Regions from separate parts of the Homo sapiens genome. Here region 1 is linked to region 2. Evidence: chromatin loops called from intact Hi-C (ENCODE). Cell type or tissue: endothelial cell of umbilical vein. All regions are shown on one strand.

Region 1 (8,000 bases), 250 kb before region 2:
TTACTCAGCTTGAACAAGCAACTATCATCCCATGACTGCCTTGTTTTAATCTAATTCCACTCTCCACTCCTTATCCCCACTTCCAGCCTCTACTCTGATTATTTCAAAGCAAATCCCATAAAAATATCATTTTATCTGTACATTTAATCATTATACACACATTTAGAAGGATCTGTTAATGAATTTCCTCATATTCATGTTGGCTTCCGGCACATTTTGGCTACTCCATAATCTTTCTGGTATTTATTGTCTTTTCTTTACCTTATGTGGAATTTTGTACTGAAGGAAAAACATAACAACTAAATATAGAAAACACTAAGCTGGCTAGCCTTGTTTAATTTTCCTATTACTTCAATTCATATTTTAGAAAACAGCTTACAAAGTGGAACTATATGAGATTGCAAGTAGAGTTAAAACAATATTTATATTTTTATTTATCGGGAGAAAGGGGAGCTCTTAACCGCAGGGGAAATATGAATAAAAATATCCAAGTTCTACTCCCTTTTATTTTAGGAACATATTAAATAATGTTGAGGTAAGACATATCATTCAGTTGTAGAAGGAACATAGAGACCTTCTGGGATTAGGGAATATTCTGAGGGAGAATTTCTCAGAATAATAATTAGGGGAAACCAGAATTTTAACTGAGAAATAAGATATTGATGAAGATGGAAGTCTGATCAGAAAATATGAGGCCATAAAAATGTGATTTCACATGAAATATTTCTTATGGGAATGAAAATGTCTTTTTTTCATATGAGTCTGTATACAGTGATTATAAATGACTTTTCTCAATATATTAAATATATTAACAAAAGTGCACATTATTAAGGTGGTTGGGCTGGAGAATTACCTTATTGTAAAATTACATAATGTTATCAAATAGTTGTTTCTGTCTTTCTGCCACTTTTAACTACCAAGAACCACAGCTAATTTGTCCATGCAATGGACCTGAATCACAATGCTTTGTTCTTAAAGATATGACTTGAAATATTTGAGGGAACAAGTAAAATCAATTTTTCAAATCCAATTTGGCATTTGAAAATACATTAAGCTGAAACTCTCTGTTATGCCACTTTTCCCCAAAGCAGAAAGGTTCTATGTAGCCATTCCATTCACAGAGTCCTAAGAATTTTTAGCTGGATAGAATATATGAAGTGATCTAATTTAGCTCCGTGTTTGAACCCTGATGTCTCTGGATTAAATGTATTGCTAAAGGCCACACATCTAAAAAGCAACAGTTTGGAGACAAGAAGCTGACTTTCCTGCCTCCCAGGTTTGTGTCCCTGCTCTCTCTCATTACAAAAGATGAGGTTTTTGTTGCAAGTGACACATGAAGAAAATTATTTGATTCTGTTTACTGTGATTGTGTAGAAATTTGTACTTTGATACTATGACTTTGAATATAAGTTGTTTCAAGGAGTTATATGACTTTTAAGGTCCCCTTAAGCTCTAAGAGGATGATGATGTATTTGTAATAGCAGGTAGTAACTTGCATTTCTTAAATTGAATAAGAAACTTCAAAAAGATTAAATAGAGAGAAAGGAAATTGGAACTCTGCGTCTGGTCTCTGTTGCTGTTGCTGTTGATGGGGCTGGCAGTATGTTTATAGCTGTGCTGAGCAAGAATACTTGCAGCAATCTTCCCATAAGTCACCTGTTTCTCTGAAGACTCCTTCCAACTCCTCACCTTAATTAGAACTGGCTCTATCCTGAATATACCATCCCTTGCCACCAACTCTTTAGACCTTGGGGCTGAGAGTGGGGTGGTGTCCTTTTCACTCCTTATTACTATTTTTAGATCATTTCTCCTTCATCCTCAGACCACATGTCTGGCTCCCAGTTGCACATTATAGGTTACAGAGACAACAAACTCAACTGCTTCTGATTCCCATCCTCAACCATCCCACTGTCAAATCTACTCCCTGCTCTTACTGTTTCAGTGAAAGGCACCCCAAGTTTGCAACTGCCTGAGACAGACATCTGAGAATGATACACGACACCACCCTGACTTAACTGCATTCCATTTAACTCAAATTCTATTGATTTTAATAGTTAAATATATCTAAAATTGTTTTTTGTTCTGCAAACCTGTTGGCTCACATTAATTCTAGTCAACATCACCTCTCCTGAACTGTGGCCACATCTTCCGGAGTATTCCCTTCACCATTGGACTTGGCGCCTTCCAATCTGTTCACTTGCTTGGTGACAACCATGTGTGCAAGGTTTTTTTTTTTTTTAATTTAGCATCCGTATTACTATATTACTTTCATAAAAGAAATTGAACTCCAGGAAAACCAAAAAGCTTGCTCACACTGACACAACTCTTAAGTGTTAGAGCCAGATATTCTGGTTCCACACCAGGATTTTGTCATCTTCCAGATGCCCCTTCTAAGGTCTAGAGAAATGTGCACCCCAAAAGAATGAACAGTGCAGAATTGAGGCCCCAACCAAAGGATAAAAATGATAGACGGCTACCAGCTTTTAAACCCTAACTGTAACATAATGTTCAGTGGCTTGAAGGCAAAATTCTGAGTCATAATAATGGCATTTAGATGCCATCAGTCCAGAGTGTTGTGACCTTTTGAGAACCATAACTTCATTGTGTATAACTTGTTTCTACTTTCCAATATCTCATTTTATTATCATTGTAAAACATGCTTGTTTTTTAGGGATTTTACTTTTCACATTGCCATCAATAAAAAACCAAGTGATTCTTTGATCAGAGTTAGAACAGCCAGTTGCTCATGAAGCCAAATAAGTTACAGTCAGTAAAAGAGTATAGTAAATATTCTTAACTATTTTTAAGTACCCTTTACACACTTGGAATTGTTTCACAATATGCCAGAACATTAAGCAAAGTAAAAATGAGTATGTTGGCCCATATAAAGGGACCTGTCTGTCTTTGTAAGTCCAGAGGACTACTGATTAAATTTTAAGGTAGTGACAAGTAACCTCAAGTTTCACCTGATTTAAGCAGAAGAGAATAAAAAAAACAATGAAGTAATTTGAAGGGAATTCTGAGATTTGCAGGTTTTTTTGGGGAGGAATTTACTGAGATGACTTCAAAGGACAGGGAATATAGAAACCAGTTTTCACTTGTCCAGGCTTTTATTCATGCTGAGTAACTCATGCGCATGGCAACTTAATCTGTGTTGAGTCTTTCTTCTATTGAAATATGTTGTCATTTTGGCCTGCATTTAATTCCCCTCCTTTAAAAATTAAAAAATGTTTGGGCTCAGTATTGTATCTCTATGGGAGATTGGCAATTTAATAAAGCAGAAGACTATTATGATAAAGCTACAACAAAAGTTCTGCTGACTAAAATTTAAATAAGTGGGTAAAGAGTTGAAGGGCCTTCAGACAGCTCATGGATGGTAATAGCCTAGGTTGAGCCTAATTTGGGTTGCTAGTCATGTCAATGATGAAGAATATGAGGTTAGAAAATCATATTGGAAACCCATCTTTGATAAAATGTGGCATATTTCCATTCCTGTAATCCATTTCATATATTTAGTGCCTAGAGTACATGATTTCTCAAGTGTTTTATGGACACTTGTGGGTATTTTTCTAGAAACAAAATGTAAAATGTTGGTGGTTAGTATTATAGGAATTTTACATGAACCCCTCCAATCTCACCATCCCTGAATTTGTATATTTCTTCTGACATGTTGGTTCACTATAATTCAAGACACAGCCTAAATATTGTCATAGGAGGAAACCTGGGATAACATACAGTGTATATGTTAACAACCCAGAGTGAATGAAACAAATTACGAAATTGCCTTTGGATGTTTATTATAGGTGGTACCTGTCTGTGTATCAAGAGAAAATGAGAGGGAACGTAATACTTTAAACGTATCATTATAGATATGAGGTAATTGGAGATACAGCTAAGTATCATGGACCAAATTTTAAAGTCATTAGTAGATACAATAGTTTAAAGAAGTGATTGTGACCAGGAAGATTGGAGAATTGTTTTGCTTAAATATAGTTTTCACTGAAGACTGGAAAATGCCCTTGCTGTTTAACTATACCCATTGCAAGTTAATTGGATTGCCCATTTCTTATCTTCATTTAAAAATATGATATATATTGGATATGTTGTTACTTAAAAATTTTATGTTAGACAAGAAAAGAGTACCTACCATGTTTTAAGACAGATTTTGATTACTTTAATGCTGAAATATACTAATATTTACATTAAAATCAACCAATATCTCAATAAACTAGGAATGGAGGGAATTTCCTCAACTTGATAAAGAACATCTGTAAAAAACTTATAGCTAACATCATACTTAATGATGAGAAACTAGATGCTTTCTCACTAAGATCAGGAATAAGGCAAGGATGTCTCCTCTCACTACCCCTATTCAATATCATACTGTAAGTCCTAGATAATGTAAAAAGACATGAAAAGTAAATCAAAGGTATACCAACTGGAAGGGAAGAAATAAAATTGTTTTCAGATGACATGATTGTCTATGTGGAAAATCCCAAGGAATCAACAAAAAAATCCTAATACTAATAAGCAACCTTACTCATAGCAAAGTTGCAGGATATAAGGTTAATAAAAAGTCAATTTTTTCCCTATATACCAGGAATGAATAATTGAAATTTAAAGTTAAAAATATAATACTATTCAGATTAGCTCCAAAAAGAAATAAACAGGTATAAATTTTACAGAATATGTCCAAAATCTATGTGAGGAAAAGTACAAAACTCTGATGAAAGAAATCAAAGAAAATCTAAATAAATGAAAAGATACTCCATATACAATGAAAGGAAGACTCAATATTAAGATGTCATTTCCTCCTAACTTCATCTATGGATTCAATGGAATCCTAATAAAATCTCAACAAGTTACTTTGTGGATGTTGACAAACTGATTCTAAAGTTTATTTGAAAAGTCAAAAGACCCAGAATAAAAACATATTGAAGGAGAAAAGCAAAGTCAGCAGGTCGACATAGCTGGACTTCAAAACTTACTATGAAGCTACAGTATTCAAAACAGTGTGGTACTGGTGAAAGAACAGGCAAATAGACCAATGGAATGGAACAGGGAGCCCAGAAATAGACTCACATGAATGTAGTCAACTGATCTTTGACGAAGGACAAAGGCAATTCAATAGAAAAAAACCCAATCTTTTCAACAAATGCTACTGGAATAATTGAATACCCATGAGTAAAAAAAATAAAATAAAATGAAAAAGATTCCAAACACAGACCTTGCACCCTTCACAAAAATTAACTCAAAATGGATCATAGACGTACATGCAAAATGCAAAACTGTAGAACAGCTGGAAGATAACACAGGAGAAACTCTTAAGTGACTTTGACTTTTTTATATACAATACCAAAAACACTATTCATGAAAGAAAAATTGAGAAGTTGGACTTTATTAAAATTAAAAACTTCTGCTTTGTGAAAGACACTTTTAAGAGAAGGAAGAAACAGCCACTGACTGGGAAAAAAATTTCTGCCACCATATCTGATAAAGGGCTAGTATCCAAAATATACAAAGAACTCCTTTTAAAACTCAAAAATACAAAAGCAAATGACCCAACTAAAATATGAGCAAAAGATCTGAACAGACGCCTCACCAAAAAATAAACATACAGGAGATACTCAACATCATTTGTCATTTAGAGAACTGTACATTAAAACAATGAGATACCACTATACACATTATACATTTGTCAAAGCCCATAGAATGTGTAACACAAACAGTGACCCCTAATGTAAATTATGGGCTATCGTTAGTATTGCCGTATCAGTAGTGCATCAGTTGTAACAAATATACCACACTAATGCAAGATGTTAAAAATAGGTGAAAATATATGTGTGTATATGGGCAAAGGGAATAGACAGGAATTCTCAATATTCTGATCAGTTTTCTATAAACCTAAAGCCTAACATTATAAACAAAAAATATGTGAAATTGCTTTTCACTTGAATATACATTGTAGAAATATGCAATGTATTTTATATGCACCGTAGAACATTATGCATTATTTCTTGACCCTTTGAAAGTTTTTAATCTATGGAATGTATTGATTGATTTTCAGTTTTGACTGAAAATGGCAAAGTTAAGCCCTCACACAATGCAATAAATTCACAAAGGCAGTAGAGATTTGCTACTTAATTCAATCTTGCCTTTTTGTTTGATTCAGAGTCAAAATATAATTGTAAGTGATAGTCCCATTTAGTATAGTAAAGATAGGAGTTTAGTGTGATTATGACTGGTAGAGTAACATAACAATTTGAGTTCAGTTCTGGTTCAACTAAATTGCCATTTCAAATCAATTTTGTGGTTTTATTTTAATTACGTTTGACTCACCACATGCAGTTTTCACCATATGCACTTTGCAATAAACCAGGATAAATTCCAAAAGGCGCTAGCGCATCTCAGCTGTTACAGTTCAAGTTCAGTTGCAACTTAATACAATAGAAACCTTTCTTCCTTTCATAAAAGTTTCTCATGGCTGAATGCATTTTGCATAATTAGCCAACTGTTTGGAAATTTTCATGGGACTTTTTCATTTATTTTAATTAAATTTCAAAATCCAAATCATTATCAGCTTTCATGTGTCTTCATCATAAATTTTTCATAGTAATTCTTAGATTTATTTGATAATTTTCATTTTAAATCAAGATTCCCATAAGATATTTTTGGCAACCAAGTCAAAGCTGCCTAAGGAAATGTGAAAGTTAGAAGAGATTTTTATCTATAATCTCATGTTTTATTTCATTAATGATTAAAATTAATACATTTATATGACAGTTTAACATTGGGTTTTTCTTTTAATACTGGACACTAGGTCTTCTAGTTTCTACATAGTAAATATGATTATAGTGAGTTACACCTTTTTTGTTGTTGTCTGAAGACTGTCATAATATCTTTATCTTCATATTTATTCATCAGCTCATTCATCTACACTAAAAGAATCCTTAATGTCATATGTCATGGAAACTTTAAAAAACCTGAAAATTTCAGAATACATGACTCATAAAACATGTGAGAAAAAGAATCCTATATACAAGACAATGATCGTATAAAATGACATTGTTTTGGCAAATCTGGAACACAGATGAGAACTTTTGAATCAAAATTATTGACACTTTTTACATTACTTAATTTTATTTCACGTAAAAGTTGAAAGAGAATTAATAATGTGTTTAAAACTAAAAACTGAACATGCACAAATATACGGAAACTTCTGCTTTCACTGTAGATTCAATGCAAACTCAATCTTAGTGTATTTTAAAATTATGCAGAATCTTCCTAGATTTGAAAAATATCACTTTTTATTTGCACTTTGATATGAGCTAGTCTAATGATAAAAGCATACTATAAATTTTTAAGCATAAAATTGAATACATATGTATATATACTTTATATTAACACATACATGAATGCATCCTACTTTAAATGATGTTTTAATACAATTGTTAAAAGGATTGACAACTTTCAGGAATAATTATGCTTAAGATTTAAATTCAAAATACTAGACTTTACAATTACAATCTAAGCTTGAGTTAGAGATCCTCCACTGGGTGGCAGAAGCATACCAGGAATATTCACAAATAGACCCTGGCTCAGGGAATGTGTTGTCAGTGTGTGGATGTTACCTAGGAGAATATGCTGATGCCCCTAAGAAGGTCATGCACTGACCAGTTATTTCTTCAGCTGTGTCCATGTGTTGGCACTGAGCTACTATGTTCTCCCACCTGGTATCCCTTGTGGTGAACCAGGCACATTTGCCAGATGCCTGGTAGAGGGAGATACTCCAAGCTCTGGCTAACAGGGCTTTCTCTGTGAGAGGCTGAGGCACCTGCATGGGGGAAAAACAAAAAGCAAAACAAAACAAAAAACAAAAACTTAATGCCTGGACTTACTATTTCCCTGGTGAGTTCAAGAACCCAGACTCTCTTTGGCGGGGGAGGGGGGGGGTCCCTGTTTTGTTGATATTAATTACACCATATATAAATTCAAAGTGA
Region 2 (8,000 bases):
ATGCTTAAGGATTCAGGAGAATATTATCTTGCTGGTGCTGGGATCCTTTTGGAACATCTAATTGTTAAAGTGCAGTGGCATATGTCAAAACCACAGGTGTCAGAATGTGATGAATGAGCTTTGTTTTTATGAAGTGACACTACAGTAAAATGAACTATATTTTATGAGGAAATGAAAGTATATGTAATGGGTGTCATTTTGGATGGAAATTCTCTGTTAATCCAATTAGCTGTTTAAGATAAAAGGATACACTTTAGTCTCCCCAGATCATGTGCAGTTCCTCTAAATTCTAGGAAGAAACACCAGAGCCCTTCAACCAGAATCAGTAAGTAGAAGCTTTTAGAGACATATCCTAGCAATTGTTTAGTGGTTGCTTGGAAGAATGCAATATCTAATTTAGATGTGATTTTCCTTGCCTTAAGGATGAAGCAGTGAGATTAAAGGAGTTGTGGAGTAGAGGAGTAAATGAGGATCTCTGTGTGTGGGTTGGATTTAGAGGAAAATCTGTTTGAAACTGATTTTTCCATCTGTGACCTCTCCCAGGGATTTTGGAGCAACAAACTTGAATTTGTAACTTTAATAATGCTTTTATTTATCTTGGAATTGACTGTATAAAGTATGTGCATTTTATTCATTTTAGATATTAAAGAACCTCACGTGCAGATTTTTCATGGTTACATAGGAATTAAAGAGAACAGCAAGGATTCAAATCTAAGTCTTGTCTCCAAAGATAGGGTCGACTTCTTTCATACTGTCTTCTCCTATGAGAACTGAAAACGAAGTGATATAAGCCCCTTGTATCCCTGGTTTAATTTAAGCGGTTTTCACCTGCTTCTCCTCATGGTGAATTTAGTGATTAAAAAAATTCTTAAAAAAGCTCTGAGCTCACCTTAAGGATTATTAAAAAGGGGAGAAACTTGTGCAACAGTGTCCAACTCATTTGTCAGTCATTTGTGGTCACTCTATAAGGCTCTTACTGGGAATGTCTTTGTCTGGCAATAGCTAAAACAAAAATATTTCTAGATCCAGAGATTAAGAAATACACTTAATAACTCATCCTAAATGAGAAGTCAAGAAGTGATAGAAACTAAGAAAATCAGAAGTATTAGATGTAATTACAGAAATGCTGTCAGAAATGTATTGTCTTAAGGTTCATTAAACTTTGGAATTAGAAAGAATTCACTGGACAATTGAGCTTTGAGGATTTCTCAGTGCTTTGAAAAAGGAAAGGACTGTTTCCTTCACAATTGAGGGGCAAAAAGGAGAGGGGGAAGCTTGTTTGGTATGAAGTGGCTCACTGGAAAGAGAACATCCTCAAGTTTAACTTGGAGAGGCTTAACCCTAGTCAATAAATAGACTTCAGATAGTATTTAGAAAGGAATGAGTGGGAACATAGAAGAGTAGTGATTGGTGTTTGTATGGTTTTCATGGAGAAAAACCATGGAGAGTACATTTTCATGACAGCAGTGAACTTACATGTATTCAAAGATGAATTTCCTTATGCTTACATAATGAAAGACTGAAATACAGTCGTATTTCCCCATGTTTTATTTCTATAATTATGAGTCCAGGGAAACAAAGGGCCTAGTTAAAAAAAAAAATTGAGAGAATAGTGGAGAGTAAGGAGCAGGGTGTAATGGCTGAAGATGGCTTTTATCACAGATCTTGGGAGTTAACTTTTCATTTTTAGATGCAAAGTTTTAAGGTTAATTAATATTTTGTTTCTACCAAAGAGTAATGTGGAAGAAACAGAAAATATTTGGTTAAAGATGGTGGTCGCTGTGGATAAAAAGAAAGAATGTTAAGAACCAAGCAAACATTTTCTAAAATTTTTCTTTAAAAGTTTAGAAACATCTAAAATTATTTCCCATTTACCTGAAGGAGGATTATCAGGATGCCTGTAATCCTAGGATGGTGCTGAGTTCTTTTGATAATAACATATTTAATTCCACTTAAGACAACCTACTTTTCAGCTTCTCTAAATTTAAGTGAAAGCAGCTATTCTGGCTTTCCTTTAACTGACAAGGACTCTCTCACACCTTGTGCAGACTTGGGAAGTGGGGAAGATCTCATTATAGGAATAAGTGGCACCCACGTAGGAAAAAGAGGGAAAAAGAGAGCTAGCGCTGACTAGTTTTACCCCACACCATCCCATGATTCTCTTGTTCATTTTAAGGCGAACTAGTAAAATTTTAGAGGCATAAGCTCACATAGGAAATGATCGCTATCTCCAATAACACCCAGAGAGTAAAAGAGATGAATGTTATTGCCTGTCCCCATGAAATGTTAATGGGCCCTTGCAGGTTTTAAGAGTCCTAAGAGCCTGGAGGAAAGACATTAGTGCTGAGCTCCCTAAAGGAGAAAGTTACATTAGGAAGCCACAGCAGAGACACTCACAACAGCTATTGATTCAGTGATTTCAAAAACATTCCACCCTGAGTCTTCACAGCTTCCTTAGGAGTAGGTAATGTTTTCATTTCATAAAGGAAAACACTGAGCTTCACGCTAATAAGCAGTGACAAATCTAGAATGCAAACTCAGATCTGCCAGGCTCCAAAGCTCCTGTTTTCAGTTTTACTATAACTAAAGCATGTTCTCTCTATTGTTCCTGTTTCAATACAATACTTAGTTGGCAATTGGAGGCCAATTAATTATTCCATCACTGTGTTGGGCAGAATTTTTCACTGCACTGAATTTTTTCTACCTTTTGGAATGTTATTTGCAGGTTTCATTCCGAGTGACTATTCCAGGTCCTTTTTTGGACCTCTCCCAAGTGTTCTTACTAATATCCTATATAAGGCCCCATGATAACATTTTTTGTTTTTAATCCTATATTGCAATTGTTCTTTGTAATTGCAATTGTCCCTATGAGACAGTGAGCTTGTTAAAGGCAAACCTCATGCAGTGTTTAAAAATATGTTCTGAAGTACACCTTTTGCCAAAGTTGATTTGAAATTCTTTTTGAACCATATTTATTAGTATAAAGATCACATAAAGGAGAATTATGATGTGGCCTGTAGTGCTAGGATTTGGGTGAATTAATAGAGTAAAATTCTTAGATGAGTAGCTGGAACATAATAAGTACCTGATAATTGTTAGTTATTATTATTACAACTTTCTGATGATTGGCTTATTTTATTAGGTTCCCCCAGTAATGTGAAGAACACAAAATGGGAACCAGAAGTTCTTTAATATCCCAGGTTTGGGACAGACCTTTTAACATTTCCTACCTGTGCGGCCTTGAAATTTGTTGCGATAAGCCTCAGTATTTGAAAGGGAGTCGCTGTGATAAACCAAATTAGTTGTGATAAGCCTCATCTTTGAAAGGGAATAGCAATAATATTTCAGGATTGTTTCCAAATATGATAATTAAAAATACATAACAATTGTTCAACACACAGTAGGCTGTTGTTATATGATTACCAGTGGAGACAGCAGTTTTACATTGGCCTCTATATTGTCCTTTGTGGCTAATTGCATACATATTGAAACAAATTTGAGCCACACAGACAATTATCAGGTCTCCTCTCTTCGATCCTAAACGTCTCTCTAGTCCTCTGTATAACAGAATTAATGCAGTCTCTTCACAGAATGTCCTACCATCAGTTAACTGTGAATGTGTAAAACAGAATTCGATATTTTCACCCTTGCTACTTAAATGCTGTTGTCACTGTTGGTGGCACCAGTATTACCCTGGGTTAGCCAGGGAACTGCTTTCTTTTTTTTTTTTTTTTTTTTTTTTTTTTTGAGATGGAGTTTCACTCTCGTTTCCCAGGCTGGAGTGCAGTGGCGTGATCTTGGCTCAACGCAACCTCCACCTCCCAGATTCAAGTGATTCTCCTGCCTCAGCCTCCCGAGTAGCTGGAATTGCAGATGTGCACCACCACACCCAGTGTATTTGTAAAATACAAATTTGTATTTGTAAAAATACAAAAAAAAAATTTGTGTTTTTAGTAGAGACGGGTTTTCACCATGCTGGCCAGGCTGGTCTCAAACTCCTGACCTCAGGGGATCCACTCGCCTCAGGCTCCCAAAGTTCTGGGATTACAGGCATGAGCCACCGTGCCCAGCCCACTGCTTTCTTTATACAGTGACCGAACAGGCTGCCGCCGTCTAGCTGTGGCTTCTGTGGTCACTGTTGGCAGGGCAACAACTTGTTGCTCTGTTCCTCTGCTTCCTGAAATATGTGATAACTTTTTTTCCTGAATAAATCTATTCAACTTGATTAGGATTGTTTAGAATCAAGCCTCACCGTTGCTGAGAATTGCAGCTAACTGAGAATTTTTAGGACATTTTGGGGTACACTTTGTAAGTTACTACTCCTATTTCATGTACTCACTCATTAACTCATTAAATAACTCCATAGAGAAAAATAAAAGTATTTGCTTTCTTCTGTGATTTCGGAAAAAAAAAAGATTTGTATTATTTCAATGAAACTTACTACATCTATGTAGAAAGGATGTGTTCAAACTTTTTTCCATTTTAAAATTTGCGCAAAACAATAAGCAATGTGGTGTCCCTTTTGTTAACACTGCAAAACCCTATATTGCTTTATAGGAAATGGGAAAATAAGGCTTTAAATTTTAAGCACTTGGGCTAATTTATGCCCTAAAAACACTGAACATTAGATAGAAAATTAGTCAGTTTGGGGAAAAAGTGGGGAAGTGGGAAACAGGAAAAAAAGACACATATGTTGCTAGGGAAAATTATAATTCACAGTTTCATTTTTTTCTGATGTTCCAGTAATTTAATATTGGTGCTCTAAAGATATGGCCATGTTATCTAATTGTCAGTGGAATAATGTGATTTTCTGGCACCAAATTCTGTATTCCACAAGAGTAACTGCTAATAAAATTAAAAGAGTTTGTTCAATATTAGAGATTCTGGTCTTTTGGCATGGAAATTAAAGAAAAGCATTCAACCACATAACTTTTTATGCCTAGTATTTATCTAATTTCTACATTGGAAATTGGCAAAGAAACATTCTTTCCCAAATATGTATTTATATGAAAATCTGTCTAAATGCCTATGTAATGAAATTTGTACATGATGTTACTCAGAGGAAAGAAAATTCTGAGGACAAAAATAATTGCAATGGTTTTGTAGTTTTGATTACACAAAAAACACTTCAAATAAAAATAGACAAATCCAAATAAATCAAATAATTATTCCACCTCCTCATTTTACAATTTTGAAAGAGACTGAAATTGACCTATATTCTATTTTTTCTGCGTCTTGCCTTTCTCTTTTTTCTCCTTTCATTCTTTTTGCTTATAAAAAGCTTCAAATAGAAACTGAAACTTAATTTTGTTTACTGTGTATATTTAATAAATATAATCAGTAACTTAAAAATAAATTTTATTGAAGTATAAAGTTTACATACAATAAAATGCATCCATTTTTAAGTCTGTATTTTGATGGGGTTTGACAAACATACGCACCCATGAAACCATCACCACAATTAAGATATAGAACATTTCCATCACCCTTAAAAAGTTTCCTTGTGCCTTTCCCCAGGTAATTTATCCCTCCTCCAGGTCCAGGCAATCCCTGCTCTGCTTTCTATCACATAGATGATAATTTTCTTTTCTAGAGTTACATAAAAATGGAATCATCCTTTATGTAATCTTTTGTTTCTTGGCATCCTTCATTCATTATAATGTTTTTGAGATTCATCTATGATGTGGTATCAATAGTTTATTCCTGTTTTGTTACTTGGTAGTATTCCTTTGTATGACTGTATTTTTGATTATTTATTCACCTGTTTATGGACAACTGGGTTATGTCCAGTGTGGGGCTACTCTGAATAACACTGTTATGAACATTCATTTACAAGTCTTTGTGTGGAAATATGTTTTTATTCTTCTTAAGTGGAGTTATTGGGATATATTGTAAGTATATTCTAAACTTTGTCAGCAACTGTATTTTCTGGATACAAGTCCTTTGTTACATATTGCAAATTTTTTTTCGTGTCTGTGGCTTGCATTTTTATTTTCTTAATGTAGTCCATCAAAGAGTAGAAGTTATAAGATTTTTATAAAGTACAATTTTATCAATTTTTCTTTTATAATTTGTACTTTTTTATGTTCTATTTAAGAAATCTTTACCTATCCAGAGATTGCAAATATTACTTACTTTGTTTTCTGCTAGAATAGCACTGTCCAATGGAAGCTTATCCAGTGGAATTTTGATTGGGATTGTAATAAATATATTGGTCATTTTAAGGAGAATTGACATTTTAAAAATATTTAGTCTTTCCTTCCCTGAGCATATCTCTTTATTTACTTATCTCTCCATTTTATTTTTCTCAGAAACGTTTTATAATTTTCATTGTATAGGTTTGTGCACATTATTTAACAAAATTTATCTGTAAATCATGTTTGTGGATGCCATTATAAATGCCATGTTTTAGACATCGTTTTCCATTTGTTCTTTGCTAGTTTATCAAAATACTGTTGATCTTTTGTATATTGACTTTTATCCTTGGACCTTGCTAATAAATGCACTTGTTATTACTAGTTCAAGTAGCTTTTTGTAGAATTTCAAAGAATCAGATAGATATTAGTTATATAAATTTTCTACATTTCCCCCATTTTCTCTTTCATTACTTTCAGCTCTTACATTTATTGCTTTACTCTCTGACTTACTTTGGATTTAATTTGCTCTTTTATTCTAGCTGCTTAAGGTAGATATTGTTTAATTGAATTTCTTTAGATCTTTCTTATTTTAAGAAATAAGAAAATCAATTTTACTGTAAGCATCATTTTAGTGAAATTTTAAAATCTTGATATACTGCTTTTTTATTTTCATGAAGCTCAAAATATTTTCTAATTCCTCTTGTGATTCCTTCTTTGACAGATGGTGCCTTAGTCAGTTTCCTGTTGCTTATAACAGAATATGTGAAACTGGGAAATTTATAAAGAAAAAGAATTTATTTCTCATAGTGGAGGCTGGAAAGTCCAAGGTTGAGGGGCACGTCTGGTGAGGGCATTCTTTCTGGTGGGACCTGTGCACAGACCCGAGGCGGTACAGGGTATCACATGGCAAGAGGGCTGAGAGTGCTAACGTGGTTGCTCAGGTTTTTATTTTTCTCCCTATGAAGCCACCAGTACTCCCATGTAGCCCATTAATTCATTAACTTGTTAATTCTTTAGTCCATGAATAGATTAATCCATTCATGAGAGCAGAGCCTTCATCATCCAGTCACCTCTTAAAGTCCCCACCTTTCAAAGCTGCCACATTGGGCATTAAGTTCCCAATACATGATATTTGAGGGACACATACCAACCATAACAGATGGTTATTTAAAACTGTGATATTTGATTTTCACATATTTGGATATGTTTTAGATGTCCTTGTGTTATTGATTTCTAATTTAATTTTGTTGTCAGAAAACAAACTCTATCAATTCTTTTAAATTTAATGAGACATTTTATGAAGCAGAAAATGGTCTGCCTTGGAAATACATCATTTGCACTTGAAAATAATGGGTATTCTGCTGTCATCAGATTGAGAGTTCTATAAATAAAGCCATATTGGCTAATAGTATTGTTCATACTTTCTCCATTCTTAATAATCTTGTATCTACTTGTTCTCTCAGTTCCTGAGACAGGAGTATACAGATCTCCTGTAATTGTGGATTTGTGTTTCCTTTTAATTCTGTCAGTTTTTTGCTTCCTGCATTTTTTAGCTCTCTTACAGTATGCACACACATTTAGGAATGTTATGTCTTCTTGATGAATTGACCTATTTTCATTATAAATGCCCCCTTTTTATCCCTGATAAAGTCCTTCTTCTGGAGTATACTATCTGACATTAATATAGACACCTCAGCATTCTTTTGAAAAGCGTTTGCATAGTAATAGTTTTTTTCATCCTTTGACTTTATCTTATCTGTATCTTTATATCCAGAATATATTTCTTGTAGGCAGTCATTGGATCTTTCTTTTAATCCAGTCTGGTAATTTCTGTTTTTACTTGGAGTATTTAGATCAGGAGTC

What was found. Hi-C counts contacts between places; a loop is a spot of excess contacts. Peaks named below come from ENCODE experiments on the same cell type or tissue, not always from the same donor. Only the 100,000 strongest peaks of a DNase experiment are listed, where the experiment ranks them.
Region 1: it touches region 2 in a loop (5-fold over the local background); 9 of 110 quality-filtered maps call a loop at or near these places.

What each region holds. Positions count from the first base shown.
Region 1 is chr6:56,292,345-56,300,344 of GRCh38, reverse strand. It overlaps a transcript of COL21A1 not described here. Among named protein-coding and RNA genes, the nearest start is that of COL21A1, 49 kb to the right of the region's middle. In endothelial cell of umbilical vein, a CTCF peak has its summit at 7,557 (motif pointing right); DNase peaks (open chromatin) are centred at 234 and 7,654; H3K27ac peaks cover 609 bases.
Region 2 is chr6:56,042,886-56,050,885 of GRCh38, reverse strand. No RefSeq gene overlaps it. Among named protein-coding and RNA genes, the nearest start is that of BMP5, 170 kb to the right of the region's middle. RefSeq lists a silencer at 4,001-4,295. In endothelial cell of umbilical vein, no CTCF peak of the experiment used is centred here; DNase peaks (open chromatin) are centred at 2,675, 4,155 and 6,955; H3K27ac peaks cover 2,789 bases.